2 separate regions of the Mus musculus genome follow, and region 1 is linked to region 2. Evidence: chromatin loops called from intact Hi-C (ENCODE). Cell type or tissue: left cerebral cortex. All regions are shown on one strand. Links, peaks and the distances in the headings refer to the core of each region. The heading gives the core; the rest is flanking DNA.

The links. A loop is a pair of places that touch in the nucleus more often than their neighbours do. Peaks named below come from ENCODE experiments on the same cell type or tissue, not always from the same donor. Only the 100,000 strongest peaks of a DNase experiment are listed, where the experiment ranks them.
Region 1: it touches region 2 in a loop (3-fold over the local background); 19 of 42 quality-filtered maps call a loop at or near these places.

Annotation. Positions count from the first base shown.
Region 1 is chr3:87,315,275-87,330,777 of GRCm38, reverse strand. No RefSeq gene overlaps it. Among named protein-coding and RNA genes, the nearest start is that of Gm31879, 33 kb to the right of the region's middle. In left cerebral cortex, for the core only: a CTCF peak has its summit at 6,806 (motif pointing left); a DNase peak (open chromatin) is centred at 6,752.
Region 2 is chr3:87,555,360-87,570,862 of GRCm38, reverse strand. It overlaps Etv3l (ets variant 3-like), which reads right to left. Exons shown (of 6, transcript NM_001370856.1): 4 at 15,328-15,503; 5 at 14,793-14,904; 6 at 9,758-10,767. The coding sequence ends at 10,301. Among named protein-coding and RNA genes, the nearest start is that of Etv3l, 13 kb to the right of the region's middle. In left cerebral cortex, for the core only: CTCF peaks have their summits at 8,281 (motif pointing right), 10,499 (motif pointing right) and 12,474 (motif pointing left); a DNase peak (open chromatin) is centred at 8,290; H3K4me3 peaks cover 269 bases; H3K27ac peaks cover 469 bases.

The sequences.
Region 1 (15,503 bases), core at 3,695-11,694, 240 kb after region 2:
GATGAAATAAATCCCTTCCTCCCCAAGTTGATTTTGGTCATGATGTTTTATCACAGCAATAGAAAACCTGACTAAGAAAGATCCTTTGAAGTATGTGCCCGGGAGTGGTGTGGCTGGGTCATGTGGAAGATTTCCTCCTAGTGATTTAAGGACACTTCAGACTGATTTAAAAAGTGGCCGAACTAATTCACACTCTGACTAACAGAGTAAAAAAAAAAGTGTTCATCCCCGAGTACCCATGCCAGAGGCTTTTCATTATTTGACTTCTTCCTTCCTTCCTTCCTTCCTTCCTTCCTTCCTTCCTTCCTTCCTTCCTTCCTTCCTTTCTTTCTTTCCTTCCTTCTTTCTTTCTTCTCTTCCTAATTTGATTTCTTGATGATGACCATTCTAAATGAGCTGAGGGGAGAATCTTAGAGTAATTAATTTTTCCTTATTTTTTTAATTTTAATTAAAATATAGTTATATTACTCTCCCCCTCCCTTACTTCCACATAACCCTTTCATGTTCTCTCCCTTCTCCCTTCAACCCTCTATGTCTCCCCTTACTACCTCACAAATTCATGGCTTCTTTATCTTTGATTATTGCTACATATACATATTAAATCAATTTAGTTTCACTTGTAAATACATGATTTAAGGGTTGACTAATTAGTAATAGATCCCTGGGAAAGGCTAATTCTACTTTTCTCAGTGGTTGTTAATAGTTGCCTGTAGTTCTTTGTTTAGGGCTAGGGCCCTGTGAGATTTCCCCTTCCATGTTACCGTATCCATTAGTGTTGTCATTGTCTGGGTCTTTTTAAGGAAGCCACATTACTGTGGTGTCATGGGTGTTATTTCTCTGTCACTCTAGAAAATACACTCTCACGGCAGAGTTCCAGGTCTTCTGGCTCTTATGACATTTCTGCCCCCCTCTTCTGCTAAGATCCCTGAGCCTTAGGTATATGAATTGTGCTAGAGATTTATCAGTTGGGATTGGACACCTCATGGTCAGTTGCTCTCTGCCTTTTGACCAGTTGTGGGGTTTTTTGTTTGTTTGTTTGTTTTTTTGTTTTTTGTTTTTGTTTTTGTTTTTTTTGTGATGGCCTCTATCTGCACCAGAGATTGTTCATTCTTCCTGATGAGGAACGAGAGCTACACTTATATGTAGGTATAAGGAAAAGTATTTAGGATGCAGTTAGGAGCAATGCCAGCCTAGTAAAGTGGCAGCTGTGAGTTCTCTGAGATCCATAGTTTCACTGGTACTGGATAGCTGGCTAACTCTCCATTGTCCATCTCCCTTTGGCAAAAGGGACTTTCCCTCCTATTTAGCAAGCCTTAAATCCAATTAGAGAGCTGATGGTTGCTACTGAGATACGAGTGCTGCTATTGCAGTTTTAGGGACATCTTGCTATGCTGGTCATTGTTGTGGTTTGCAGGCATCACAGCTGGATAGGGTTATTGATGGCCTCACTACTTTGGCATCTTTTATAGCAACTTTTGGTACTATAAAAGCTGGTCTTCGAGGGAGAGGGGAGGCTTTCAGGTTAGATCCAGCTCAAATCTTCTGAGTCCTGTGTCTGAAATATGTGGTGTCTTTGACAATAGGGACTTACCTTCAACAACACAACTAAAGGCAGAAGCAATAGCTTATTCTTTTGGGGGGAATTTATTGAACTCCCTTGACTAACAACTCAAACTGGTTTCTCATGCCTGCTGCTAAGATCCTTGCTAGATGGTCTATAGTTCTTGTCAGCCCAAGTAGCAGAGCTTCATTTACTACTTCACACAAATACACTTATGTGTTATATGTGAGTTTAGGTAAAGATAATGTTTCCTCAAGGCCTTTTCAAATATCCTTAGTATTATTTCCCCGTTCTTTCCTGCCCTTCTGTATTGACCTCTGTTCTCCACTTCCCAATTAAAGCCCACTCCCCAGTTTCCCCATTTCCCCCTTTATGTCTTCATTTCCTTACTGGCAAAGGATACTAACCCCTTAAATTAGAAGTATTTTCTAGTCATTTCTAATTTTTTGGAGAACTTTCCATTTAGTTCCTTGGACCACTATTTAGTTGAATTCATTATTTTCTTGGGGTTTAATTTGATTTCCTGTGCATTCTAGACAATAATCTATCAGATGTGTACCTGACAAATATTTTCTTCCATTTTGGGAGCTACCTTTTCACTTAACAGCTAATTTTGTTGTACAGAAATGTTTTTAGTTTCATAATATCCCAGTTGTCAAAGTTGGTCTTATTTCCTGTGATATCAAAGTCCAATCCAGAAAGCCTTTACCTATACCTATATGTTAAAGCACACTCCATACCTTTCCCTCTAGAAGTTTCAAGGTGTCAGACTTTGTATTGCAGTCTTTGATCCATTTGGAGTGGTGTTTTATGCACAGTGATCTACAGTGATCTAACTTTAATCTTCTACATGTTGCACATCTTCTCGTCTAGCTCTGTTCATATCAGGATAAGCATTAGAAAAAAATAAGTAAACATTTACATTTGGACATTATTTTGCTGTTGATGGTATTAGTCTTCATTTGAAGCCAATTGTCTTTTTTATGTTCAAATGTGAAGGGCTCATTTAAGTAAGGGCATCTTTGAGATTTCCTATACTCATATATAACCACAACCTTACCTGAAAAAACTCATCATAATTGTAATCTTCAATCTATTTTTAAAATATATCTGATCCTCCTTGAAAACTTAAAATTCCATTTCTATATTCTCCACATTTTTGAAACCAGTGGTTTGGTAAATAATACATCCCAAAGGTTTTTCCCAATAATCAGTAGGGCATTCGATAGACACAAAGGTAGATAATGAATGACTTCCGAGAGACTAAATCCCAAAATAATTTTTGGCTCTTCTGCAACATTCCAACTGTCCACAATTATGAAGTTCTCATCAGTCAGTCAGTCTTCTCTAATATTTAAATAGATGTAAACTTTTTCAAAGAATTTTGATCCCCAATTTTTTCACCAAAACCATTTTGACAATTCCGTTTTTTGAAAAATAATGTAGAAATGCATCCCTCAAAAGCTTTGACCTTTTAGAGACTGACTCTTGAAGAGGTGGCAAAGGAGGGATTGGTATAATGTGGTGAATGGGGCAGCTTGCAGCTGGCCTTCCAAAAGTCCTTAGAGATGTCCCAAAGTTCACTTAGCACAGCACCTGCTCCTCCAAATCCCCTTTCCCATAAGTCTTTGGGTTCCTGAACTCATGTTACATTCCTGATCCCAATCTACTTCTCTTGTTCCCTCCCCACCTTCTAGAACCTTCTTATATATTTTGTTCTGAGTGCCTTTGTCTCTCTTCTCTTCAGAGAAACCCCCACAGACTGTTACTTCTGATTCAGAGGCTACAGTTGTATGCTCAGCAAATTTCTGTAAGAGCTACACTCCTATTGGCTAGGAGTAAAGAGAATTTAGAGTGCAATTAGCTAAGTATAATCTAGTGGGCAACAAATCTTCTGGGGGGACTGGTGAAGGAAGAGGATCACACAATCTAATCAGATTTGAAATTCTGTTAAGATCCGATTAAAACCCAAGAGCACATACCTGAAAGACACTTGCATTTTAGGCATGGACGTAAGGGTCCTTACTGGAAACTATAAAAAAGAGGTTGACTTCATTTTCAGCTCGAGGGACTCTGACCTCTGTGCAACACTGGGCCACAAACACTTGAGAGCCAAGGAGCTTGACAGGGTGACAGGCACGTCTGTTAATTGCTCTTCAGTGGCTCTCCTCCTCCCCCTCCCCCTCTCCCTCCCCCTCCTCCTCCTCCCCCTTCCTCCTCCCCTTTCCCCTCCCCTTCTTTTTCTTCCTTCTCCTCCTTCTCCTTCTCCTTTTCTCCTTCTTCTCCTTCCCTTCTCCTTTTCTCCTTCTCCTTCTCCTTCTCCTTCTCCTTCTCCTTCTCCTTCTCCTTCTCCTTCTCCTTCTTCTTCTTATAGCCAGAGACATTTCTATAGACAGGGTGTCAATGTGTTTGCACTCTCAGCAAGGATATATAAATAGAAGTTGTGGGGTAGTTTTGGAAAACTCCTCAAAGGAAAGGACCGACTCAACTGGGAAGCATTTCTGTTCTTCCTTCTTTATGCTTAGCACAAGAAGTTTGTAGCTGTAGCATTGATAATAGAAGGCATAAGTGAAGAATGACACATTCTAAACTAAAAGAAGTCTAGAACATTGAAACAAACAGAGCAAGAAATTATTACTATTCTAAACATATGTGCATCAAACTCTGATGCACCCATTTCATAAAAAGTATACTACAGGAATTAAAGACACAGATTAACATCAAACACCATTAATAGATGATTTCAATACTCTACTTTATCTAATAGACAGGTCGTTTGGGCAAAGAATAAACAGAGAAACATCAGAATTAAATGGCATTATACATTAAGTGGACTTAAGAGATAAGAATATTCCACCCGGACACCAAAGAATACATATTCTACTCAGCAGCACAGTGACGCTTCTCTAAAAGAAAACATCGTGGGACCAAACGGAAACAAAAACTAACTAACAACGCGTTACCCAGTGTATCCTTTCTGACCATAATGCAATCAAACCTAAAACAACAGCAAGCAAAGCTATAGGAAGTAACAAAGTTGTGGAGACTAATTAGCGAACTACTAAATGATGGATGGTTAAAAAAGAAACCAACAAAGAAATTAAAAAGTTCCAGGAACTAAATGAAACCAAGATCACCCGAGCCAGCCCTCTGCAGCACATTAAATGCAGTCTGAGAGAAACGTATAGCTCTCAGCGCCTACATGTAAACATTAGGGGGAACGGGAATAAACAAATTAATGGTGCAACAAAAATTCGGAAAAACAAGAACAAGCAACACCTAAGTCAAGTAGATGGAAAGAAATGAAAATTTAGGCAGAAATAAATGAAAGCCAACCAAACAAACCCAAAGAATCAGTGAATCTAAGAAATGGTTATCTGAAAAAAATAATAATAACCCAACTAAGCAAAAGAAAGAAAGACAGGATCCAAATGAGCAGCATCAGAAGTGAACAGAGAAGTAATACAACTGACACAACTTCTTTAAAAACCTGACCACCACTAAGATGAGAAGTCTAGAAAGAAAGAAAGAAAGAAAGAGAGAGAGAGAGAGAGAGAGAGAGAGAATTTCCAGAATCAGTAAAACCACAAAATTAAGTCACCAATCTAAACAGATTCATACATAATTGAAACAACAATGAAAACCTTTCCAACTCAAAAAGCCAGGGCACAGGTATGTTCATAGCAGAATTGTAGGAGGTTTTCAAAGACTATCTAAAGCCAATCCTTCTCAAACAAAAAGGAAGAAAGGAAAAGAAGCCTTTCCTAACTCCATCTAAGAAGCCATTATTTCTCTAATATCAAAGACAAATGCATAACAAAAGCAACAGCATAAACTATAGGCCAATAACCCTGATGGTCATAGGCTCAAAAATCCCCAATAAAATAATTGAAAACTAATTATAAATAATCACCAAAGAGATTATCCATCATGACCAAGTTGGCTTCATCCCAGAGATGTAGAGGTGGTTCACCATATACAAGTCAACAAATGTAATAAATCATATAAATGGTTATCTCAATGGATGTAGAAATGGTCTTTGACAAATTCCAACATGCCTCATGATAAAAGTTCTAGAGAGAGTTGGACTGAAGGGGACTAAGCATGATGAAAATCTATGAATGAGAAGCACACAGCCAACGGTATCATAAATGGTAGAAAACTTGAAGTAATGCCTCTGAAATTAGGAGTGAGACACAGATGTCCACTGTCCAGTCTCCCTTTCAGTGCTGTGCTTGGAGTTCTAGCTGTAATAATAAGGTAAGAGAAGGAAACTAAAGGGAGAACATAGGAAAAGAAGTCAAAATATCCCTATTGCAGATGGCATGATATTACAAAGAATAATGCATTATACCTAATAGTCCCCAGTTTTCTACCACAAAACTGCTAGAAATGATCAACAATTTTAGCAGTGTGGCAGGATATCAGTGTATAAAAATCGATAGCTTTTCTATATAGTAACATACAGAGGAAGAGATCATAGACATACTCGTTTACAATAGCCTCAAAGAAAATAAAAAGATCTAGTAGTAATAAACTGAACCGAGGATGTAAAAGGCCTCTACAATAAAAACATTAAACCTCTCTGTGCATCCAAACCTAATCCCCGCCCCCCCACCTCCCCCCCCCCCCCGGTGATGGGGGGGGGTGCNAAAGAACACCANCTGCAGCCTTCCATCCCACACCACCCCCTTCCCACATCTCCTACGGATCTCATGGACCATCCCCTTCTATGCCTCCCCACCCCCACTCTTTGACACATCCCAGTCTCCATCACCAGCAGGTATGCCCTGTAAATTCACCAGCTGAGGAGGCCAGTAAAACAGCAACATTACTCTCTGAAAATCAAGAGAGAAAACAGAAACTGAAGAACAAAACAAAGACAAACTCAGAAATCAGCACCCAGACCTATAATTACCACAAACTCATATACCTAGATACCAGCACAAGATCACCATCAGTGACCCCTAGGACAGTTAAGTCCTCACTACAGCTCAGCTATCTCACTACAGCAGGCCCTCAATATTCCAACATAGCTGAAGCACAAGAGAAAGACCTTAAAACTACATAAAGATGATAGAGGCCGTTAAGAAGGAAAGAAATAAATCCCTGAAATAAATCTAGGAAAGGGGCTGGAGAGATAGCTTGGAGGTTAAGAGCACTGGCTGCTCTTCCAGAGGTGCTGAGTTTAATTCCCAGTAACTACGGGTGGGTCATAACCATTTATATTAAGATCTGGTGCCCTCTTCTGGCAGGCAGGCATACATGCAAGCAGAATCTTTTTAAAATGTTTAAAAAATTAAAAAAAAATTTTTTTAATTAAAAAAAAAGAAAATTAGGAAAAAACAACAAACAATCGTAGGAAATGAAGAAACCCAAGAAAGTTAAACAACAACAAAAATCAAACAAAACCAAAAAATCCAAATAGCTGAAGGAAATGAATAAAATTGCTCAAGACCTGAAACTGGAAATATATACAGTAAATAAAACACAAACTGAAGGAATTCTGGAAATGAAAAGTTTAGAAATTTGAGCAGGAACTATAGAGGCAAGCTTCACTAACAGAATACAAGAGATGGAAGAGAAGATCTCAAACACTGAAGTATGATGGAAGAAGTGGATAGATCAGTTAAAGAAAATGTTAAATAAAAAAAATTTCCTGACACAATGCATCCAGAAAATCTGGGACACTATGAAAAGACAAAACCTAAGAATACTAACAACAGAAGAAGGTGAAAAAACTCAGCTCAAAGGCTCAGAAAATATTTTCAACAAAATCATAGAAAAGATTTTCCAAATCTAAAAATAGGACATACCTATAAAGGTACAAAAATCATACAGAACACCAAATGGATTGGACCAGAAGACAAAGCCTCCTTGCCACATAATAACCAAAACACCAAGCATCCAGAACAAAGAGAGAATATTGAAAACTTCAAGGGAGAAAGGTCAAGTCACATATAAAGGCAGACCTATCAGAATGACACCTGATTTCTCAATGGAAACTCTAAATGCCAGAAGGGCCGGGACAGATGTCTTACAGACTTTGAAAGACCACAGACGCCAGACAGACTACTATACCCAGCAAATCCTTCAATCACCATAGATGGGGCAAATAAGATATTCATTAAAAAGCTAAATTTAAACTATATCTAGCTACAAATCCAGCCCTACTGTAGGTCCTAGAAGGGAAAGACCAATGCAAGGAGGTTAACTAGACCCATGAAAACACAGGAAATAAACAATCTCACACCAGCAATGTAGGCATAATGTTATTGTGCACTGTGTGAAGATTCAAATGCCAATTTCTGTCTCCCCTGTATCTGATTGCAATCCTTATTCAGAGAATCTCCAGTCTCAAGCTTGTGTAAACACCAGCTCCCCATTTGTTCCCAGATGTGTCAATAAAGACAGCTTAACAGCCAATGACTAAGCAGAGGAGAGAATAGGGCTGGACTTCCTGCCAGCCAGGGAAGCGGGTGGGAGAGAGAAGTAGGGTTTAGCCACCGGGAAAGAGTCCAGGAGACACCATGAGAGAACAGACCACGAAGAGAAAGCTGTAAAATGCAAATATCTCATGTACCTTACGGACCTGGGCTGAGGTAACCAGGCTAGCATAGAAGATTAAAATAGAGTAATATTGCTCAGTTATTGTGCCTTTAAAGCTTGTTAAATAATATAATAATCCAGCCTCAATCATTTGGGAGATAGCTGGATAAGAAGAAAAACTGTAACACACTTATTAAAAAGCCACTAACACAGCAAAACCAAAAGAAGGGAAGTACAACCACATACCACCACCACAAACAACAAAAACAATACCACCACCACCTCCACCATCTCCACCACTACCACCACAACCAAAAACATAACAACTACAATACCACCTCCACTACCACCACCACCAACAACAACAACAACAATGCTATCATCACCAACAACAAAATGACAGGAATCAACAATTATTGGTCATTGCTATTTCTCAATACCCACAGTCTCAATTCCCCAGTAAAAAGACACAGACTAACAGACTAGATGTGAAACCAGGATCCATCCTTCTGCTTCATCCGAGAAGCATACATCATTAACATCGAGCATGGACATTGCCTCAGGGTAAAAGGTTGAGAAAAGATATTCCAAGCAAATGGATTTAAAAGTTGTGAAAATTTTAATATCTAACAAAATAGACTTCAAGCCAAAACTAATCAAAAGGGACAGAAAAGGACACTTTATAGTCATCAAAGGAGAAATTCACCAAAATGACATTTCAGTTCTTAATATCTATGCCCCAAACACAAAGGCACCCATTTCTGTGAATAACACTACTACAGCTTAAACCACCTATTGACTTTCACACCGTGATAGCTGGAGAGTTCAATACTCCACTCTCACTAATGTACAGGCCATCCAGACTAAAACTAAACAGAAATTCTATACCAAATAACAGACCTAACAGAATATTTTAATATTTACAGAGCATTTGACCCAAACATGGAAGAATATACCTTCTTTTTAGCACCTCACAGAACTTCCTCCAAAATTGACCACATATTCTCACACAAAGAAAGTCTGAAGAGATAAATTAAAAACTCATGGAAACTGCACAACTTTCTCCAATATGAAAAGTGGGTCAAGACAGAAAAAAGAAAAAAATTAAACTCCTCCTCCTCCTCTTCCTCCTCCTCCTCCTCCTCCTCCTCCTCTCTACTTTCCCCTCCCACAGCCCTTCCCTCTCCTTCTCTGAGAAGGGGAAGGTCGCCCCTGGGTACCAACCCATTCTGGCACATGGAGCCACAGCAGGCCAGGCAAGGCAACCCAGTTAGAACAGGATCCACAGGCGGGCAACAGAGTCATGGACAGTCCCTGCTCCAGTTGTTTGGGGACCCATATAAAGACCAAGCTGCACATCTGCTACATATGTGGGGTGGTTAGGGTGGTTAGGTCCAGCCCATACATGTTCTTTGGTTGGTGGTTCAGTTTCTGGGAGCCCCCAAGTGTCCTTGTTTGTTGACTCTGTTTTCTTGTGGAGTTCCTCAATCCTTACCCCAATTCTTCCACAAGACTCTCTGAGCTCCATCTAATGTTTCGCTGTGGGTCTTTACTTCTGTTTCAGTCAGCTGGTGGGTGGAGCCTCTCAGAAGATAGTTATGCTAGGCTCTTGTCTGCAAACATAATTGAGTATCATTAATAGAATCAGGAATTGGTTCTTGCCTATGGGATGAATCTCAAATTGGACCAATCACCCTCATAGACTCCTTGGAGCCTCCCCAGTCCAGGTGTCTGGCATGACCAAGAGATGCACCCCCCACGTCCATCCCCTACCCTGTCCGTAGATTTCACTCTCCTGGCTCTCTCCCCAGCTCTCCCTACACCTGACCCCCTCTGCCGTTCTTCTCCCCGTCCCCTCTCCTACCCAGTTCCCTTCATCCACCTCCAATGACTGTTTTATTTCCCCTTCTGAGTGAGGTTCAAGAAGCCATTCTATCATTGCCTAATCCCTTAGTGGCAGTTAGGGTTACCACTTCAGAGGAACAGATGATACAAACAGTAATAGACATTTAGTGTATAATAAAGAGGGACAGGGAGTTTTGAGAAACAGTGCACGGGCCCATATTTCTGAGCCCCCCTTTCCCTTTGTAGCCAATTATATCAGATTGTAAAGTTGAGATCCCACTACTAGGATGAGCTATTGTCACCACATATGTCAGGGATAAAAGACAGAGGTCATTTTGGCAGTTACTCGCTAGCCTGGTTTGGTTCCCAGAACACTAGTTTTCAAAAAGAAGTTGCCTGGCTGAGATACTGTCCCTTTGCTTCTGAGTTCCTTGTGGGACACCAAGAATATTCTTTCCAACAGTTATACATCTACCATTTAGGACCAATAACTCAACAGTCACCCTCTGCATTAAGCATCACCCGCTGGGAAAAAAGGAGCTTCTCTAATCAAGCTGGAAGCAGCACTAATGCAAGACTGCAAACATAAACGTGTCCATTTAACACAACTGAGAGAGAGTCCCCTTTGGGCCGGAGCCATTTGCCGCCCAGAGCTTTTGCGCGTCCCGGAACTTTTGACCAGACATGGATTGACCCCTGTGGAGCCATTCTCAGTGGCTGGTTGCATCCATAGTAGACATGTCACTCACTGCTGCCCCATTGGGCATACAGTGCCTAGCAGCTGAGACCCCACATCTACAGCTACGAAAGACATCTTCTTAGGTGAAAAACAAAATAAGTAAGAGTCTAAGCCATTGGTACTTCAGGTCTCTATACCTAGCAATTAAGCAAATTGCTAATATTTAAAAGTCAACATTATATCAAAATATTAAAATTATATTTAATGATAAAAATCTTTGGTTGGAAAAGGTAAAATGGAGAAGATGAAGTAAGAAAAGCATGTGGCATTAGTATCTTTTACCTGTTTAGAAACAATTTATATTTTTAATGTTTTGAATAACTGCAATGTGTTTTAAGAATCTGTAACATATTGGAAGACTGAACACATTGGTCAAGAATTTCCAGTTCTTCAGTGTGTACTAAGCAAGTGCTTAAGAAGTGTAAGAGGTTTTTGAGAGAAAAATGTTAATATTTGAGTTCTCATGTATGTTTTAGCATGATTCTCTAAAGAGTTTACAATTATGAAGATACCCCTACACACACACGATATTCTAAGGAAACATCCCCAAGTTGTTAGCATATTTCTTGAAGGTAGTGATTTTTTATTTAATATCTCACAGGTTCAGTCTGATGATCTTGTGCCAATAACTGATAACAAATGTCAATTTTCTCTTTAATTGTGACTCTCAGTTTTCCCTTAATGATTTATGTAAGTTCTTCTCCTGTCTTCTCCTAGCACAAATGACCAATCACAACAAAGTATAAACCTCATTTCTATTTATAAAAATACACACAATAAGAGAACAGGTGTCCGCCCGGCTTGGGAGGCTTCTGCCTCAGGTTCCGTGGGAGCCATCTCGGTTCTGGGACTCTACAGCGGGCAGTCTGCACAGGTGAGAGTGTGGACTACAGAGGCTAGCAGCTTCTGGGACAGGCGAGAGCCACAGACCTTCTGAGGAGGCGCCATTTTCGGCTCCAGACAACCAGCCACCTTCCTGATCAGAGGACAGGTGTCCGCCCGGCCCAGGAGGCTTCTGCCTCAGGTTCCGCAGCAGCCATCTTGGTTTTGGGACTCTGTGGAGGACAGTCTGCACAGGTGAGAGTGTAGACTACAGAGACTAGCAGCTTCTGGGACACACGAGAGCCACAGAGCTTCTAGGGCAGCGCCATTTTCGGGCTCCAGACATCCGGCCACCTTCCTGGCCAGAGGACAGGTGTCCACCCAGCCTGGGAGGCCTTTACCTCAAGATCCACGGGAGCCATCTTGGTTTCAGGACTCCGCGGAAAGTAGTCTACACAGGTGAGACTGTGGACTACTGAAACAATGGCTACTGTGACAGGCCAAAGCAACACAGCTTCTGTGAAAGATCCTGTTTTGGGCCTTCATCTTCGGCCAGGAGGAGGTCCAAACGCCAGATAACTGTGCACCTTCCCTGAAAGAGGAGACCTTGCCTGCAGAGACTGCTCTGACCACTGAAACTCAGAGGAGAGAGCTAGTCTCCCAGGTCTGCTAATAGAGGGTAACAAAATCACCAGAGGAACAATCTCTAAACAGAGACAACTATAACAACTAACTCCAGAGATTACCAGATGGCGAAAGGTAAACGTAAGAATCTTACTAACAGAAACCAGGACCACTCACCATCATCAGAACCCAGCACTTCCACTACGCCCAGTCCAGGGCACCCCAAAACACCCGAAAAGCTAGACCTGGATTTAAAAGCATATCTCATGATGATGGTAGAGGACATCAAGAAGGACTTTAACTCACTTAAAGAAATACAGGAGAACACTGCTAAACAGGTAGAAGACATTAAAGAGGAAGCACAAAAATCCCTTAAAGAATTGCAGAAAAACAGAACCAAACAGGTGATGGAATTGAATAAAACCATCCAAGACCTAAAAAGGGAAGTAGACACAATAAAGAAAACCCAAAGTGAGGCAACGCTGGAGATAGAAACCCTAGAAAAGAAATCTGGAACCATAGATGTAAGCATCAGCAATAGAATACAAGAGATGGAAGAGAGAATCTCAGGTGCAGAAGATTCCATAGAGAACATCGGCACAACAATCAAAGAAAATACAAAATGCAAAAAGATCCTAACTCAAAACATCCAGGAAATCTAGGACACAATGAGAAGACCGAACCTACGAATAATAGGAGTCGATGAGAATGAAGATTTTCAACTCAAAGGACCAGCAAATATCTTCAACAAAATTATAGAAGAAAACTTCCCAAATCTAAAGAAAGAGATGCCCATGAACATACAAGAAGCCTACAGAACTCCAAATAGACTGGACCAGAAAAGAAATTCCTCCCGACACATAATAATCAGAACAACAAATGCACTAAATAAAGATAGAATACTAAAAGCAGAAAGGGAAAAAGATCAAGTAACATATAAAGGCAAGCCTATCAGAATTACACCAGATTTTTCACCAGAGACTATGAAAGCCAGAAGAGCCTGGACAGATGTTATACAGACAGTAAGAGAACACAAATTCCAGCCCAGGCTACTATACCCAGCCAAACTCTCAATTACCATAGATCAAGAAATCAAAGTATTCCACGACAAAACCAAATTCACACATTATCTTTCCATGAATCCAGCCCTTCAAAGGATAATAACAGAAAAAATCCAAAACAAGGACGGAAACCACGCCCTAGAAAAAGCAAGAAGATAATCCCTCAACAAACCTAAAAGAAGACAGCCACAAGAACAGAATGCCAACTTTAACAACAAAAGTAACGGGAAGCAACAATTACTTTTCCTTAATATCTCTTAATATCAATGGACTCAACTCCCCCAATAAAAAGATATAGACTAACAAACTGGCTACACAAACAAAACCCAACATTTTGCTTCCTACAGGAAACTCATCTCAGGGAAAAAGACAGACACTACCTCAGAGTAAAAGGCTGGAAAACAATTTTCCAAGCAAATGGTGTGAAGAAACAAGCTGGAGTAGCCATTCTAATATCTAACAAAATCGACTTCCAACCCAAAGTAATCAAAAAAGACAAGGAGGGGCACTTCATACTCATCAAAGGTAAAATCTTCCAAGAGGAACTCTCAATTCTGAATATCTATGCTCCAAATACAAGGGCAGCCACATTCATTAAAGAAACTTTAGTAAAGCTCAAACCACACATTGTACCTCACACAATAATAGTGGGAGACTTCAACACACCACTTTCACCAATGGACAGATCATGGAAACAGAAACTAAACAGAGACACAGTGAAACTAACAGAAGTGATGAAACAAATGGACTTAACAGATATCTACAAAACATTTTATCCTAAAACAAAAGGATATACCTTCTTCTCAGCACCTCATGGTACCTTCTCCAAAACTGATCACATAATTGGTCACAAAACAAGCCTCAACGTATACAAAAATATTGAAATTTTCCCATGCATACTATCAGATCACCATGGACTAAGGCTGATCTTCAATGACAAAATAAATAATAGAAAGACAACATTCACGTGGAAACTGAACAACACTCTTCTCAATGATACCTCGGTCAAGGAAGGAATAAAGAAAGAAATTAAGGACTTTTTGGAGTTTAATGAAAATGAAGCCACAACATACCCAAACTTATGGGACACAATGAGAGCATTTCTAAGAGGAAAACTCATAGCTCTGAGTGCCTCCAAAAAGAAACTAGAGAGAGCACACATTAGCAGCCTGACAACACACCTAAAAGCTCTAGAACAAAAGGAAGCAAATTCACCCAAGAGGAGTAGAAGGCAGGAAATAATCAAACTCAGGGGTGAAATCAACCAAGTGGAAACAAGAAGAACTATTCAAAGAATCAACCAATCGAGAAGCTGGTTCTTTGAGAAAATCAACAAGATAGATAAGCCCTTAGCCAGTCTCACTAGAGGACACAGGGAAAGCATCCCAATTAACAAAATCAGAAATGAAAAGGGAAACATAACAACAGATCCTGAAGAAATCCATAACACCATAAGATCCTTCTACAAAAGGCTATACTCAACAAAACTGGAAAACCTGGATGAAATAGACAAGTCTCTAGACAGATACCAGGTACCAAAGTTAAATCAAGATCAGGTTAATAATCTAAACAGTCCTATATCCCCTAAAGAAATAGAAGCAGTTATTAATAGTCTCCCAACCAAAAAAAGCTCAGGACCAGATGGGTTTAGTGCAGAGTTCTATCAGACCTTCAAAGAAGATCTAATCCCAGTTCTTCACAAACTATTCCACAAAATAGAAACAGAAGGTACTCTACCCAACTCATTCTATGAAGCCAAAATTACTCTGATACCTAAACCACAAAAAGACCCAACAAAGATAGAAAACTTCAGACCAATTTCCCTTATAAATATCGATGCAAAAATCCTCAATAAAGTTCTAGCTAACCGAATCCAAGAACACATCAAAACAATCATCCATCCTGACCAAGCAGGTTTCATCCCAGGGATGCAGGGATGGTTCAATATATGGAAATCCATCAGCGTAATCCAGTATATAAACAAACTCAAAGACAAAAGCCACATGATCAATTCGTTAGATGCAGAGAAAGCATTTGACAAAATCCAACACCCATTCATGATAAAAGTCTTGGAAAGATCAGGAATTCAAGGCCCATACCTAAACATGATAAAAGCAATCTACAGCAAACCAGTAGCCAACATCAAAGTAAACGGTGAGAAGCTGGAAGCAATCCCACTAAAATCAGGGACTACACAAGGCTGTCCACTCTCTCCCTACCTATTCAACATTGTACTTGAAGTCCTAGCCAGAGCAATTAGACAACAAAATGAGATCAAGGGGATACAAATTGGAAAAGAAGA
Region 2 (15,503 bases), core at 4,815-12,814:
CGTGTGCGTGTGCGTGTGTGTGTGCACGTGTGTGCGTGTGCGTGTGCGTGTGTGAATTAGCTCTTGTCTCGCCAATGACTGATGCTTTGGTGGAGCCTAGTTTGTCCATCAGAGCTGCCTTCACTTTAGTACCTCTCTTCTTTGCAGACTAGAAAGCTCTGTCGGCCACACCTAGCTTTTCAGCACGTAGACTGGGTCTATTCTCCCAACACTACCCAGTTTGCATCCCTGGGGTGGTTACTGTTCTAGCTAGAGAGTGTCTCTGAAGTTAGACAGTCAGAACTCCCATCTGCTTTCTAAACTTACTACGTGGTTAGGATTCTGCTGAAGGCAAGCAGCTATTGATACCAAGTAGATTTCCAGGGCTTTAGAGTTCTCAGACTCAAGCAGGGAAGCTCGCAGCAAGTAGATAAGTCAGAGGACAGTTTGCTCTCTGACTTCAGGCTCATGGATGCCAACCTTCAAAGTTGTTCTCAACTAATGAGGCACAGGAGTGAGGCTACCTTTTCTGTCCATTTCACTGTCTGGGTTTGCTTTACTTTTTAGTTTGTCAGCATACACTCCCTGACTCCCACCCCACTGCTCCCCCTCCACTGCTTTCCAGGCTGTCCCTCATCCTGGAGCTGTGGCATACTGAGTTCACGCTCCCTGCCTGTGACTGTAGTGTCAGGCCCATGGTTGTGCAGTACCTGGCTGAGCTGGGAGAGCTCTTAACCAATGACTAAACAAACCTGTTGGAGAAGTCATTGTCTCAGTGAGCTCTATGGCTGCATTTGAGGCCACTTGTCCTGTGCACAGGTCTGCAACCCCTTTGACCAGGACCACATGGTTTACCTGTCTGGTGAGCTTTTGTTTCCCATGCCCTTGTTAGGGGTCACACTGCTGGGACTGTGCTGGCTCCACACTTCTCAGTGCACCCGTCTTCTGTGTCTGCACTTCCCCCTGTCCTGTCATTCCTCCTGGCTTTCTGAAGTTCTTCTTCTTTCGGAAAGAATCTATTTTTCCTTATCCTAATTTGTCTCCTCCACTAAGCCGTACAGAGGCAGATTCTACTCTTACTGTGGCAGACAGCCTCTCTGTTCGTTAGGGTGATGCATCTGATGTAACAAATTCCAAAGTCCTGATGACTCCGCTAGGTGAATTTTTGGGAACTCTCTGTAATCACACTAGCAGATGGTAGGCATGAGGGTATAGGGTCTCTCTGATGCTTATGGATAAGTCCCAAACTCCTGCTCACAGAGACACAGTGTAGCCTGTCAGTGTCTTTAACACCAACAGCACGGTTGGTGTGACTCTTTCCTTGTGTGTTCCTGGTTTCATATGAAACCATTTTCTCGTCTTTGTTTATGCATCTTTAAATTCTATGTCTCAGGAATACTTGAGATTATTCCAAATTTATCATCTTTCCCCATTTCTTCTTCTCCTCCTAGTCTTTCTGAAAGTTCTGGAAACTTTAGGCAGTGAGGCCTAGCTGTAGGAAGTAGGTCTCTGGAGGTGTGTCTGATTTTTATCTCTTCCTTACTCTCATAGGTTCCTGCCTGACAGAGTATAAGGAGTCTTCTCTGTACATCCCCCCCCCCACACACACCCCCACCCCTGCCCTTACCCTATGGTTTTGACCAAGCAACCAGGACCTAAACCTTCTGAGACTATGGCCCCAATAGATCTTCCTTTAAGTTGTTTACAGTAGAAATCTTGTCACAATGATGAGAAGTTAGCCAATATTGTGGGAACAGGAGCGAGGACAGGGGTGAGAGGCGATGGAGTCACATGGCAAACCTGGGAAACAGACTCCAGAGACCAGCAACAGGGTGTAGATCTGAGTGTATTGTGCAGTTCATAAGCCTATATACAGTGTCTGAACCAACCTGAGCCCTAAATCCTTGGCCAATTGTATCTCGCCACACCACCACTGTGCTCCAATGAAAACCCTGCCGGATGACATAAGTCAGAAGCAACATTGTCACCTGATAGGACTTCCATGGAGACAGTGGAAGAAGCCACCATCTTAGCCTCTGTTCCTTTTTGCAGTCTCACTGGTGTTCCGGGAGCCATCTTAGATCTAATGCTGTGTACAGCAGATCAGGACGCTGAGGAGTCGCAGGAGCCTGTGGTGCCTCCTCTCTACCCCACTTCTTCCTTCACAAGGTTGATTACCTCATCCCCACAAATTATAACTAGAAAGTTCTAGAGTATTACCTGGCATTTAGTTAGCCCTTGATAAAAACTATTAAGAGTTCATGAATGTAGTTTCTCATTGTGCAGTTCATACTGGCTCACGGCAGCATTTGTTCACACTGGTTAATGGTATCATTTGTTCACACTGGCTCACAGCAGCATTTGTTCACATAGGTTAACAGCAGCATTAGTTCACATCTCTTCCAAGTTGTACATTTGCCATAGGCAGGTAGTTGGCCACTGATTGTAATGGGGGAATTTACTTCTTGGCCCTTGGCAAATGCTTTAAATCAGAATTAAAATGTTATTTTTGGAGAATAGGATCCAACTTTTTTTTTTTTAATCTAGAACAGTGCCTGGCACTTAGGAGGCATTTATTAAATACTTGTTGAACGGATAAGCCTATGGTTCTGAACATTGTTTAAGAAGTTCCTTCAAATCTTTTCAGCTATGGCTTGAACTAGTAGGGGCTCCCTGCAAAATTCTTAACCTCGGAAGCATCTGGCTGTGGGTGGTACTCAGGCCTGCTTCCTGGACAGACTCCAAAATCAAACTTTGAAATTTCGTCCTCTAAATCCCCATCTCTTAGAGGTGTCGATAAAGGGGATGTGGAATGGGAAGCAAAGTCAGCCTCAGATGGACTCAGGCTGACGGGCATTGCCAGGTTCTCAGGGTTCGGCCTCTGCTGTCTGCGTGGACCATGCTGCTGGCTTGCTCCATAGAGTTACAGCCTTGAGGCGCCTGAGAGCTTGCCACGCTTCGAGAATGAGCATCACAGTCCCCATGTGCATGCTAGACTAATGAGTGAAACATGTGGACCTGACGGCAGGTGTCTAAGTTCGAGGGTGGGGACCTCTGTGTTAGAAGCAGGTGTGAGGTTATGTGTGGACCTGGCTGTCACTTCCTTCGTATGGATAATAAAGGGCACAGAGGAAGGAAGGAGTATGACACACTCGTCTTTATAATTAACCTTACCACAGAACGGCAGCTTCGTAATACAATGCCATTATTGCTTAAGCCTCACGCGTACTTTTGCGATACTCTGCCGGCCTTCTCTCGTAATTGTGTGCTGTGGTTTTGGCAGGGGAAAGTGTCATTTTACTGTAATTTTGTATGCACGTGATGAGGCCAGGTGTGATCGGCACACATGTATAACCCGAGCACTCAGGGAGTGGAGTTGGGGGCATCAGGAAGAGTTCAAAACCATTCTTGCCTACCTAGTGAGTCTGAGGCTAGCCTAGGCTACATGAGATCATTCTTGCCTACCTAGTGAGTCTGAGGCTAGCCTAGGCTACATGAGACCATTCTTGCCTACCTAGTGAGTCTGAGGCTAGCCTAGGCTACATGGGACCATTCTTGCCTACCTAGTGAGTCTGAGGCTAGCCTAGGCTACATGAGACTCTATCTCAAAAAAACTAAATCCAGCAGAAATAAACACAGGATAGCCTTATACTTCACAAGAAGCCCACTTCTCACATCTGCCCCCTTCTTCCCAACATGTAACTCCTCATGTTAGTTCTTGTTAATTTTTCTAGACTTTTGGTATATGATGGAGTCCATATGAATTTATGCAGGAATTTCTCTCTTGACATCTAGTACCATCCTCACACTATTTTGTCTACATTTTTCTTTTAAATAATTTTGTTAGATCAATCTGTTATTGATACAGACTGTATCGACTTATCTGTAAATAGGGAATCTTAACTAAAAAAATGTCTTCATAAGATCTGGCTGTAGGGCATTTTCTTAATTAGTGATTGATGGGGGAGGGCACAGCCTATTATAGGTGGGCTGGTGGTCCTTGGTTCTGTAAGAAAGAGGGCTGAGCAAGCCAGTAAGCAGCATCCCTCCATGGCCTCTGCATCAGCCTCTGTCCTCCAGGTTCCTGTCCTGCTTGAATTCCTGCCCTCACGGCCTTTGGTGATGAACTGTTATATGGAAATGTGAATGAAATAAACGACTTCCTCCACAAATTGCTTTTGGTCACGATATTTCATTTAAGCAACAGTAACCAACCCTAAATAGGACACCAGCTAGACAGATAAAGGGAACTCACCCTGCCCTTCGGTAGGCATTATGTACTTACTAGTAAGCCTGTCAAAATCATTGTTAACACCAATTCCAAGCCGTGGAAGCACTCTTGGTGTTCATTCTGTAGTACATAAGTAGACACCTGCGGGATGGGGCTATTTGATTTCTCAATCTGCAGCTGTTGGATCGTCGCTGTCACCAGCCCCAGTGAACTCTGGATGACCCTGCAACCCTTTTCACAAAGGCCAGAGGGGCAGAACTTCCTTTAGTGGCCTGACAGAGGGACTGCTGTGGCTGGTGCGAAAGAGGCAGGGCTGTGATTGGTGCAAACACAAAGCACCATGTGTTACTGACTGTGATTGGTGCCATGGAAAGAGGCAGGGCTGTGATTGGTGCAAACACAATGCACCATGTGTAATTGACTGTGATTGGTGCTATGTAAGCTGGCTGCTCAGCTCTGTGAGCCGCTCAGGGCTGCCTCTGCTGCCTCTCCCTGCACTGTTGCAACATTAGGCTGGCAGAGAAGCTGATGAATTGTACATGAGCAGCCAGGGCGTGGAGATGGTGGAGAGAAGGCAGAGCCTGAGAGAAGGATTAAGACATCCTGACTTTCTAGGACCATGGACCGCCTCTAAAGCAAAGGACCTAGTATTCTATAGTCTATGGGGCGCATCACCTACTGCTGCCTTTCTTTGCTGTCAAATTAGAGCCATACAAAGACTAGTGCTTGAAGAGCCCCCTTTTTACTGCCTGTGCTTTCTGTGCAGGTAGAGGGAATGGGTCTTGGGCTGCTGGTGAGTACACCGGAAGTCTCTGCTCTGTAGTTGGCACGCTGAAGCGGCATGCCTGGGCAGACTGTAAAGAGACTGCTTGGGTCTGCACCCAACCTCTGCCACTTGGCAGGAATCTGCTTGAGCAGGTTTCATCTCTCCGTACTTGTCCTTACCTGCACAGTGGGATGAAAACAGGGACTGCCTCCCGAAGCCCTAGCATTGGTTGGAATGACATATAGGAAGCACTTAGGATGCTGCAGGTCTGGTCTATTGCAAGGAAGAGACACCATGACCAAGTGTACTGGCTGGTTTTGTGTGTCAACTTGACACAGCTGGAGTTATCACAGAGGAAGGAGCCTTAGTTAAGGAAATGCCTCCATGAGATCCAGCTGTAAGGCATTTTCTCAATTGGTGATCAAGGGTGGGAGGGCCCATTGTGGGTGGTGCCATCCCTGGGCTGGGAGTCTTGGGTTCTATAAGCAAGCAAGCTGAGCAAGCCAGGGGAAGCAGCCAGTAAGGAACATCCCTCCATGGCCTCTGCATCAGCTCCTGCTTCCTGACCTGCTTGAGTTCCAGTCCTGACTTCCTTGGTCATGAACAGCAATGTGGAAGTGTACGCTGAATAAAACCCTTTCCTCCCCAACTTGCTTCTTGGTCATGATGTTTGTGCAGGATTAGAAATCCTGACTAAGACACAAAGGCAACTCTTATAAAGTTAAATGTTTATTTAACTGGGGGCTTGTCTGTGGCACAAAGGCAGGCATGGCACTGGGGCAGTAGCTGAGAGCTTTATATCCTGATCCTCTAGTAGAAGGCAGAGAGAGAGAGAGAGAGAGAGAGAGAGAGAGAGAGAGAGAGAGAGAGAGAGAGAGAGAGAGAGAGAGAGAGAGAGAGAGAGAGAGAGAAGACTGGGCCTGGTATGGGATTTTAATTTCTCAAAGTCCACCACAGTGACATACTTCCTCTGACAAGTACACACCTATTCCAATAGGGCCACACCTCCTAACTGCCCCCCTCCTAAGCAATTCATCAGCTGGGGACTAAGCATGCAGATGTATGAGCCTATGGGGAGGGGGGTACTTTCATCCCAACCACCACAGTCAGGCTCATAGCGAGTGGTGCATAAATGTAGTTTTAAACAACATATCCCTTTCTGGAAGTCAGATGAGTGATATGTGCCTGAAGCCATTACAGTGTCATGATTTTTCACCCAGTAATTTTATTCTGTCCCTATCCTTATGACAGCAGTGCATATATAAGCACAGTAGAAATGTATGGCATTTCATGGAATGGTGGCACACATGTGTAATCCCGGCCCTTGTGCAGCAGAAACTGGTGGAATGCTACAAGTTTGAGACTAGCATAGTTCACATTACAAGCTCCTGGCCAGCCTGGGCTACATAGTGAGACTATCTCAATGAATAAAGAAAATCCAAAACCAAGCAAGCAACCAACCAAAGAAACAAATCACAATAAACATTTAATAAATGCCTATTGGATTGTATTTACTGGTCTATATGTGTGTGCATATATACAGATGTTCATATATACGTATATACATGCATATATAGCCATATAAGCGTATGTGTACCTGAAAGATTCATATGACCCAGTGAGATCAATGTGATACCATGACTCAGATGTTTGTGGTGAATCGGTGTAGATAAACGCACTATGTGTGCCAATTGCTGCAAAGTTGCTCATGTGAAGTATAGCAGTACAATGGTATGCAATGCCTACGTTTTGAAAATGATTATAACCAAGGTGTTGCTCTCTGGTAGGCACTCTTCTAAAAATTTTAGCTCATATCCCTACTTGCAACAAAGTACCAGCAGTATACAGCATGGTTAGCAGCCTTGTGCACCATGTGTTTGCTTGATAGCATCCTGCTGCCATTCACCATGATTGATCTCTGCCATCTGCTTTCCTGCAAGTTCATTCAATGACATTTCTACATGGACAGAACCACCTAACAGCATAGAGTGCATCTGACAGAAGGAGACACATGAAGATTCCTTAAGAAATGAAAGGAAGAGGGTAGGGATTATCCACACTGCCACCAACTCAGGGGAGTGAACACCTGCTATTGTGTCTAAGCATCTGTGGTGGTTTATCTAGGAGTGGCCCCTAAAGGCTCATATGTTTGAATGCTTGGCCCGTAAGAAATGGCACTATTAGGAGGTGTGGCCTTGTTGGAGTGGGTGTGGCCTTGTTAGAGGAAGTGTGTCACTATGGAGGCGGGCTTTGAGGTCTCATATCCTAAAGTTAGGCCTAGTATGGCAGTGTCCTGCTGCCTACGATCAAGATGTAGAACTCTGGGCTCCTTCTCCAGCACCATGTCCGCCTGCACTCTGCCATGTTTCCTGCCATGACAGTAATGGACTAAACGTCTGAAAAACCAGCCCCAGTTAAATGTTTTCCTTTATAAGAGTTGCCAAACTCATGGTTTCTCTGCACAGCAACAGAAACTCTGACTAAGACAGCCTCCAAACTTCTTCTATGTGCTTAGCTGAGTGTTCTAGTGCCTAGACTCCCTCCACTTCGCAAGCCCCTGGAGCACTGTCCTACCAACACCAGATTTATGCAGCACTATACTGATGCCTATGAGACCATCAGAGGCAAGCACCAAACTGCCCAAGTGTTCTTGGGAAGGAAAGTGCTTCCTCAGAGGGCCTCATGAAAAGCCTTCACAGGAGTCGCTTCTGAAAAGCCCCTCTGCACGCATAGCAAACTCTCACACTAATGGGTTTTAAACTCTCCAGCCGAGTGATGGTGGTGACTAATGACTAAGAAATTTGTATTCCAAATCTTGTTCTTCGTCCCTGTGATTCGAAACAAGCCCCTTTCTCTGGGATCTCAGAGGTCTCTTCCGGCAGCCCAGGAGTTAGACTCTCTAATTTCTGAAGACCTGCTGAATCTCCCAGGGTTTCTAGTGCTACAGAGGAGAGTGGTTGCTGAGCACGCTTTGCAGTCCTACTCCTGAGAAATACTGAGTGCTCACTGTGCCTTTCCCCACATGAGGGTGCCAACGTATGTGGCAGCTGAGGTTGGTGACTGGCATGGTTATATAAAAAACTGACAACCTCCACTGCCTGCGTTGTTGTGTCAGGCGAGTTGGTCTTTTGATAGATTGACAACCATATTTAAGGGAGCTTGATGAGGAAGAGCTCTGCATCTGCATCCCTGGATTTTGCCGTTCACTCCCTCATCTCAGAGGTTCTGAGTCCTTCACTCTTATACCAACATAGAGCTGGCCTTACTTTGTACCCTAGTCCTGAGCGTTGAGCGCAGAGTACCAACTCTAGCCACTAGAGGGCACTCTTGCAACGTGAAAGCCAACAGCTCTCCAGGAAGCTACTTACATCTTTGACAGAACATAGGGTTTTCCTGAATTTAGAGGCAGTCAACCCTCAACCCTGGGCAGTTTCTCCCGTTTCACACCTGTCTGGAGGCATTTTGGGTTATTGCAGTTGGATGAACGAAGGTGCTGGTGGTACTATCTTCTGGATATGGAGCCCAAGTTCTGATGAGTATTCAGGACTGTACAGGTAGGCAGCTCTCACTAACAATGGAGTACTTAGTGAAAAACAAAACAAAACAAAAAAATGCCTATTGTGGCAGGATCTCTTTACTGAGATCTGTGACCTACACACAAGGTTCCACCTGGAAGCAAGTCCTTACAGTGGGCTTTAGCCTTCAGAGGAGTCTTAGAATGTATACCTCAAAGCGTTTTTTCATCACCTGAAATACAGGGACCACAATCACCACACACTACTGAGGAGGAGGTGGGGCCAGGTAGAGAACACATCCTTTCTTTCTTTTTTTTTTATGGAGAAACCCCTGTCCTTAGGGCTAGCCACTCTGAACCGGACACAAGCCCAGCGAGTGCCCCGTCCACTTCCTGGTGCACACAGGCAACACTGCTTTATCTCCTAAGCTTATCTCCTAAGCTGGGCGGGGTAACAGGAAAACTGTACTGGGGATGGGCTGAGGGAGGGAGACAGAGACCCTTTCTCCTGCCCTAGGCCCAGCTTGGGAATCACCTTGGCCTTCCTGTAGACGAGGGCTATGTCACACCCTGTGCAGTTCTCACCCATTCTAGCTGACTGACAACGTATGGTCAGAAGACCAAGTGAGGCTGAAGGAAGTAAATGTGAGAGCGGCTCCAAGAGGAACTTGGAATGGGCAGTAGAGCCCTTGGGCCTTTCCAGCTCATGAGCTGTTCCTCAAAAAGAGACAGATCCAGGTCAGGTAATTGATAGCCTAGAGGCAGGAGAGCGGGTGGCTCGGTGGCTTTGGCTTGTGTGGCATCTCTTCCTCGTTGATTCATCTGTCGTCAAGTAGAGATGCTTTCTTGTGTGTTCTCTATGCTCTCTGGCACCAGGAGCTTCAAGTCAGCCCTGCTGCTCGTTCTCAGGAGCCCACAGGCAGAAGCAGAGGGTATTTAGCACCAGTGTCCTTTCCTTTCCCACTTGGACCATTAGAACCTTGCCCAGAGGTCCTCTACAGGAGCCTTAAGGTCTTTGGCAAAGACCCCCCACTCTTTCTGCTGTTCTGTCTTTGGGACCGGCTTCCCTCATTGCTTGGCTCACTCTCAGGCATGATGGTAGAAGAGAGGAGCTTGGCTGGATGCTTCCAGTCTAAGCCTCAGGCCCTCCTCTCAAACCCAGCAGGACTCCTGCGTTGCATTTAGCACCACCACCGATGGGCACAGAGAAGGAACGCAGCCAAACTAGGATGCACGGGAGAAAGATTGTTGGTCCAAGGACATTTTTATTCACAGTTGGCAGTGGAGTGTTACAGAGATGAGAGAACCACCCCTCCCTCTCTGTGCCCCTGCCTGCATCTTGGGGTCATGGAGATAGAAGCACAGAACCTTCCTTCATAGAAGCAAGACCCTCCCTGGAACAGAGGTTCCTAGTGGCTGTGCAGTCAAGGGGAGGGCAGAGAAGTATGGGAAGGGCTGTGAGAGGTCCTGGGAAACCTTAGCCAGGATGGGGAAGTGAACCCAGAGGAAGAAAGAGATCCTAAGACTTAAGCCAAACAAACGCTGGTCTGCCCCAGCCCAGCCCCTTCATCCCCTCCTGTGAGTAGGCAGGGGGCAGTTTTAATGATAGAAACTCCTAATCTCATTTCTCTCCAAAAAAAGTTAATTAATAATGTCTCCTTAGTCAGATAGCAATTTGGTATAGGGGAGGGGTGCCATCTCCATTTCCCCATGCCCACATTTGCCCTTGGTTCAACTTCACCCTTCAGAGCCTCCAGTGGGGGAACAGGAGACAGGGGGAAGAGCCACCCCTTCACTTCTTTCTCTCCAATTAAGGAGGATCAGAAGGCCACATGACTCTCATGTTCTCTGGATTGGGGGACATGGAGATTCCTTTCCCAAGTTTGAGTCCCTGAGTCCCTGAGGAGAGTCCCTCATTGGAATCCAGATGCCTGCTTGGCCCTGGGCCAGGATTTACCACCAATTCCTCGGGCCTGAGAAACTGGCACCAAAGCCCCTGGCCAGTGTTCTGTCTCAGCCTGGCCAGAAGGTGGAGCCCTGGAAAATGCCAGGTACCTGGCATACACATGGGGCCTGAGAGCCGAGGACCAGGCTTTGAGGACCCCGAAAGTGACTGCTCTGAGGGAAGAGGAGGCAAGATGGGCCCCAAGAGGTGGGTCCAGTTACAGCAGAGGCAGGGCACAGAAGCAAGGGGAGCAGGGCTGGGCAGGCCACCTTGGAGGTTCCGGAGACAGCAGCAAGGCCTCTGCCAGCCTGGGCCCAGGACAGAGCCAAAACCTAGAGACACAGAGAGAAGTGGTCAAGAGGGCCCCTCCCCGAGATGCTCCGCTGCCTCCTTCCCTCATAGACCCTCATAGACCATAGGGAGTGGGCACTATTAGGAAGTAAGGCCTTGTTGGAGTAGGTGTGTCACTGTGGGTGTGGGCTTTAAGACCCTCATCCTAGCTGTCTGGAAGTCGGTCTTCTCCTAGCTGCCTTCAGATGAAGATGTAGAACTCTCAGCTCCTCCCGTACCATGTTTGCCTGGATGCTGCCATGCTCCCAACTTGATGATAATGGACTCTGAACCTGTAAGCCAGTCTCAATTAAATGTTGTTCTTGTAAGAGTTGCTTTGGTCATGGTGTCTCTTCACAGCAGTAAAACCCTGACTAAGACACCTCCCTCCCCACTGCTCTCTCTTCTTCCCTTCCCTCCCCTCCCTTCCCTTTCTCCCTCTACCTCCCACTTCCCTTCCCTCCCCCCCTTTTTTTTTCTGACAGAATCTTGAGGAGGTAGGCTGGCTTGGATTTGTTCTGCAGCTGAATATGACCTTTAATTCCTGATTGTCCTGAACCCACCTCCAGAGGGCTGGCATTACAAACCCGGGGTTGCCTGTCTGTTAGGTAAGTATTCTCCCAATGAGGCTGGGGTGGGAGATGGAGGGTGGGAGGGGGTCATCTCTCTCCCTCCTTTTGCTCATTTGGTTCATACTTCTGGATGGAACTTCCCGGAGACTCTGCCAGCCTCGTGAGAGTGCTTGCTCCTGCTGTCCTCTCCCTCCTCACCTTTGCTGGGACACATGGCTCTGTTAGAAACCATACACTTAGGGATTTATTCTCCCCTGAATATAGTCCAGACTTAATGGATTAAGTCCACAGTAAAAATGTGCTGAGAGACTGAATGGATGCCCTGTGTTCTAATCTAGGGACTCTATCTTTAACTCCCCCTAACCCTGCTCAAAGGCTCCAAATTTTAGCTGGGTAAAGAATTGGTTGTGGGACCAGGTGCTTGTCATTTAAGCATGAAGGCCTCTGTCGCCTCCGTAAAGTCCACTCTCTTGGTTAAGATCAAGTGGCATCCGCTAAGCGTATGTGTAATAAGAGGCCCATGGAGTTCAGGGCCGTCCGTGTGTGAGAACCATAGCCCTCCTCTGGTCCCATAGTTCCCTCTCCTCCTTCCATTCCATCCAGACCCACCTTTTCCCCCTCCCACCTGCCAGGCCCGACAGGGGTTGCCCAGGCTGGGCTTCCTGGAAATGGCTAGACAGAGCTCCACACCATGTTTTTCTGATTCAGTGGGCCTCCCTGAAGTGCTCTGCCTTCAGCAAGGCCACATCAATTTGCTGAGAGACTAATGGGGTCACATGGGTGTGATATAGTGAATAAAACCTGGGAAAACAGATCAGGTGTTACTTAATATAGCCAGTTTATTAGCTAGGGATATTTCTCAAGCCAGATTCGTGAGGGAGTGAAGTAGTCAGAATGTTCACCCTGAGAAGAAAACATGTGGACTCCTGCCGAGGTGCTCTCTCTCTGTGGCCCAGTATTGTTCTCCTTAGACCCTTAGACGAGGTAAGGGCTATTGTCCTAAAGAAAGGCTGTGACCCCAGCTCCTGGGGTCGGGGTTGTGTCCACACTGTAGCTGAGTGGGCACGCAGAGGAGATACTTGGAGTCTCCCTATTTCCTGAAGCTGGTTGAGTGTTCTGCAGCAGCTCCCTCTCCTGGTACCGCATGATCTGAGTGAGGGTGGAGGTAAGGCACGAAGTGGAACTCCAGTCCTGAAGCATGGCAAGTGACTGCTGGCAGCCCTCTGCGGACCTAAAACCTTCACACCCTTCAGGGTCCAAGCACAAGGAATGTGTGTGTGTGTGTGTGTGTGTGTGTGTGTGTGTGTGTGTGTGTGTGCGCGTGCATGAGTGCGAGAAGGAAAGAAAAGCAGCCTGCTCCAAAGGGGGTAAGCTTGCTGTCCTCAGCACTCTGGTGCTGGGAGAACAGTGATGTGGAGGAACAGAGAAGCCCTTCGATGCTAGGTAGCTCTAGGATGCCCAAGTGATGGCCCAACCACCCTGCATCCATGGCCTGCATTGTGGGTGGGTAAATCTGGGTGACCCTAATCTTCAAAACTGCCGGAAGCAGAGGGGCTTGAACCTCTGCAGAAGATACCTGGGTTGGATCTTTCCACAGGAAGCCTGACTTGGTTGCTCCGATAGCCACTGGTGTCTACCATTGACCACCTTCTCTTCTTACCCCATCATGAAGTACCACTGATAGCTTGCTCCCCATCCCTCTTAATGTTCCAGGCTTCTGAACTCCTAGTCTGTGTTCTTCCTCAGAAATCCGCCTGCCTCTGCCTTCTGAATGCTGGGATTAAAGGCATGGGCCACCACACCCGGCTAAAATTTTCTCTCTTAAAATCATGGTGTTTCAGGGCTGGAGAGATGGCTCAGTGGTTAGGAGCACTGACTGCTCTTCCAGAGGTCCTGAGTTCAACCCCCAGCAACCACATGGTGGCTCACAACCATTTGTAATGGGATTGGATGCCCTCTTCTGGTGTGTCTGAAGACAGCTACATTATACTCATATATTAAATAAATAATAGTTATAAAATTATGGCGTTTCCTTTGGGGCCAAGGCACAGTAAACACAAGAAGGCACACTAAACAGGAGGTCATGTAAACATCGGACGAGAGAAGGAAGAAGAACATGAGCTTGGTCTGCCCATCTCTCTTCAGCTGAGGTCCCTCCTTCTCCCCATGGCCCTAGAGTCTTCTTCTTAGATTGTCTAAATACAAACAAACAACAGCAACACGCCCCACCCAACCAAACAACAACAACCTTCCCAGTGGGAGCTGGAGAGATGGCTCAGTGGGTAAGAGCCTTTCTGTTCTTCCCGAAGAACTGAGTTCTGTTCCCAGCACCCCTCCCCGTCAGAGTGCTCACAACTGTCTTTGATTTTACCTCCAGGGTGTTCAACGTCTCTGGCCTCTGGAGGGCACCTGCACTCCAGGGCACACACCTGTGTGCAGACACACACCCCCTCCACATAACTTAAAATAATAAGAGCCTTTCAACAATAGAAGAGCTTCTCCCCTAATCACAGCCGCAGACAGCTTGGGTACAGATACTCACTGGCTTATGATAAGGTTGCATGCTGATAAACCCGTTGTGGGTTAAAAATAACCTACATCAAGACTGTGTTGGGTGTATATAACCTGTGGAATGAGTCAGTTCAGCCGTGCAGGGCGCTGTGGAGGGCTGGCTGTTTACTCTCAGGCTACGTGGGTGACTGGAGAGGTGGCTCCCTGCACCTCCCATTCATAGCCAACGGAAGGTCAAACTTCAAACTTCAAGATATGATTTCTGTCACGGAATGCGTATTGCCTCTGTACTGGATCATAAGGCCTAGAAACCTTCAGTCAAATCGTCAGTTTGGAAGCTTTGGTAGTTTATACAATGAAATAGGAACAGGGGATGTGGCTCAGTTGGTAGAGGGCTCAATGAACATATAAAGGCCCTGGGTTCTGTCTCCTGCACCACAAAGACAAAACAAAAACCTAAACAGCTCTTCTCACTGGACTCTCTGCACTTCAAATTATTTCTGAGGACTTTTGGACCTGGTTAGCTGTTAGCTTGGTAGACTGCCTCCCACACACCCTTCTCCTTCCCACCCACACTGACAATATGCCTTCCAGATTCGTCATACATGCACTTTCTCTTTGCCCTTCTTCTCTCCTCTTGGAGTGCTCCTCTGTGCCCCCAGAGTGCTCCTCTGTGCCTCCAGAGTGCTCCCCTGTGCCCTCCCAGCACTTGTAGTAACTGGCAGTCCTCCCACCTCTGCTTCCCACCAGCCTCTGCTTCTTCCTGAGCTAATCTTTCCTATTTGAGCCCCAGGCCTAGTAAACAGCTAGAATCAGTCACTAAGCACTGACTGCACGAAGATCTCTTGTCTCATGCCTACGTGGGCATATGCTCAGCCAGCCAGGCTCTGGGAGGCTCCCCTCCTCTGTTTGAGATCCCCACCAACTCGGTGCTCAACACTCACAGTTGAAGCTGCTGCTCTCCTTGTCCCCAGAGGCCTTTGGTGGTCTCTGTGGGGTCCTCTCTCCAGCTGGCTGAGTTTCTGTGGCCCGTGTGCACAGCATGCTATACAGGGGCTAAGGAGGGGGGAAGAAGGAAAGCTGGGGTGGAGATGGCTCTCACCAGGGTGTAGTCTTATAAGGCTCGGCAGGGCTATCAGCCAGTTGTTAATATGACAGAGTAGTCCCATACTGATTTTCATACTGTCCCAAGCAGCCAGTGACTGCTGTGGATTGCCTGCTGTCTCCATCTCCCTGGACCCTCCCCTGCACCATTTAGCTGTCCCTCTGACACACTGCTAAAAGATAGTGCCTAGCATAGAAACCATCCTTCCTCAAAGGTGGCTATGGATCTCAAAGGCCAGATCCCAGAGCACTCAGGGACTAGAATATAGAAGAACTTTGGAGACAAGGAGGGCTCTAAGGTGGAGAGTGGCCAGAAGCCTCCAGGACCGAAGATCAGGTCCTGTCAGAGCTATAAGGACAGGATGTCATGCCTACCTCACTCTGCTTAGCCATAGGCACCAAGGGCTGACACAGGGCAGGGGACCTCAGCAGCAGGCGAGGGCTGGGGGGTGCCCACACTTTCCACGGAGGGCAGTTGGCTACCATGAGCTTGCTGAAGTTGAACTTGTAGGTAAACTTCTTGCCTTTGGTCTTGTGCAGGATCCTCTTGT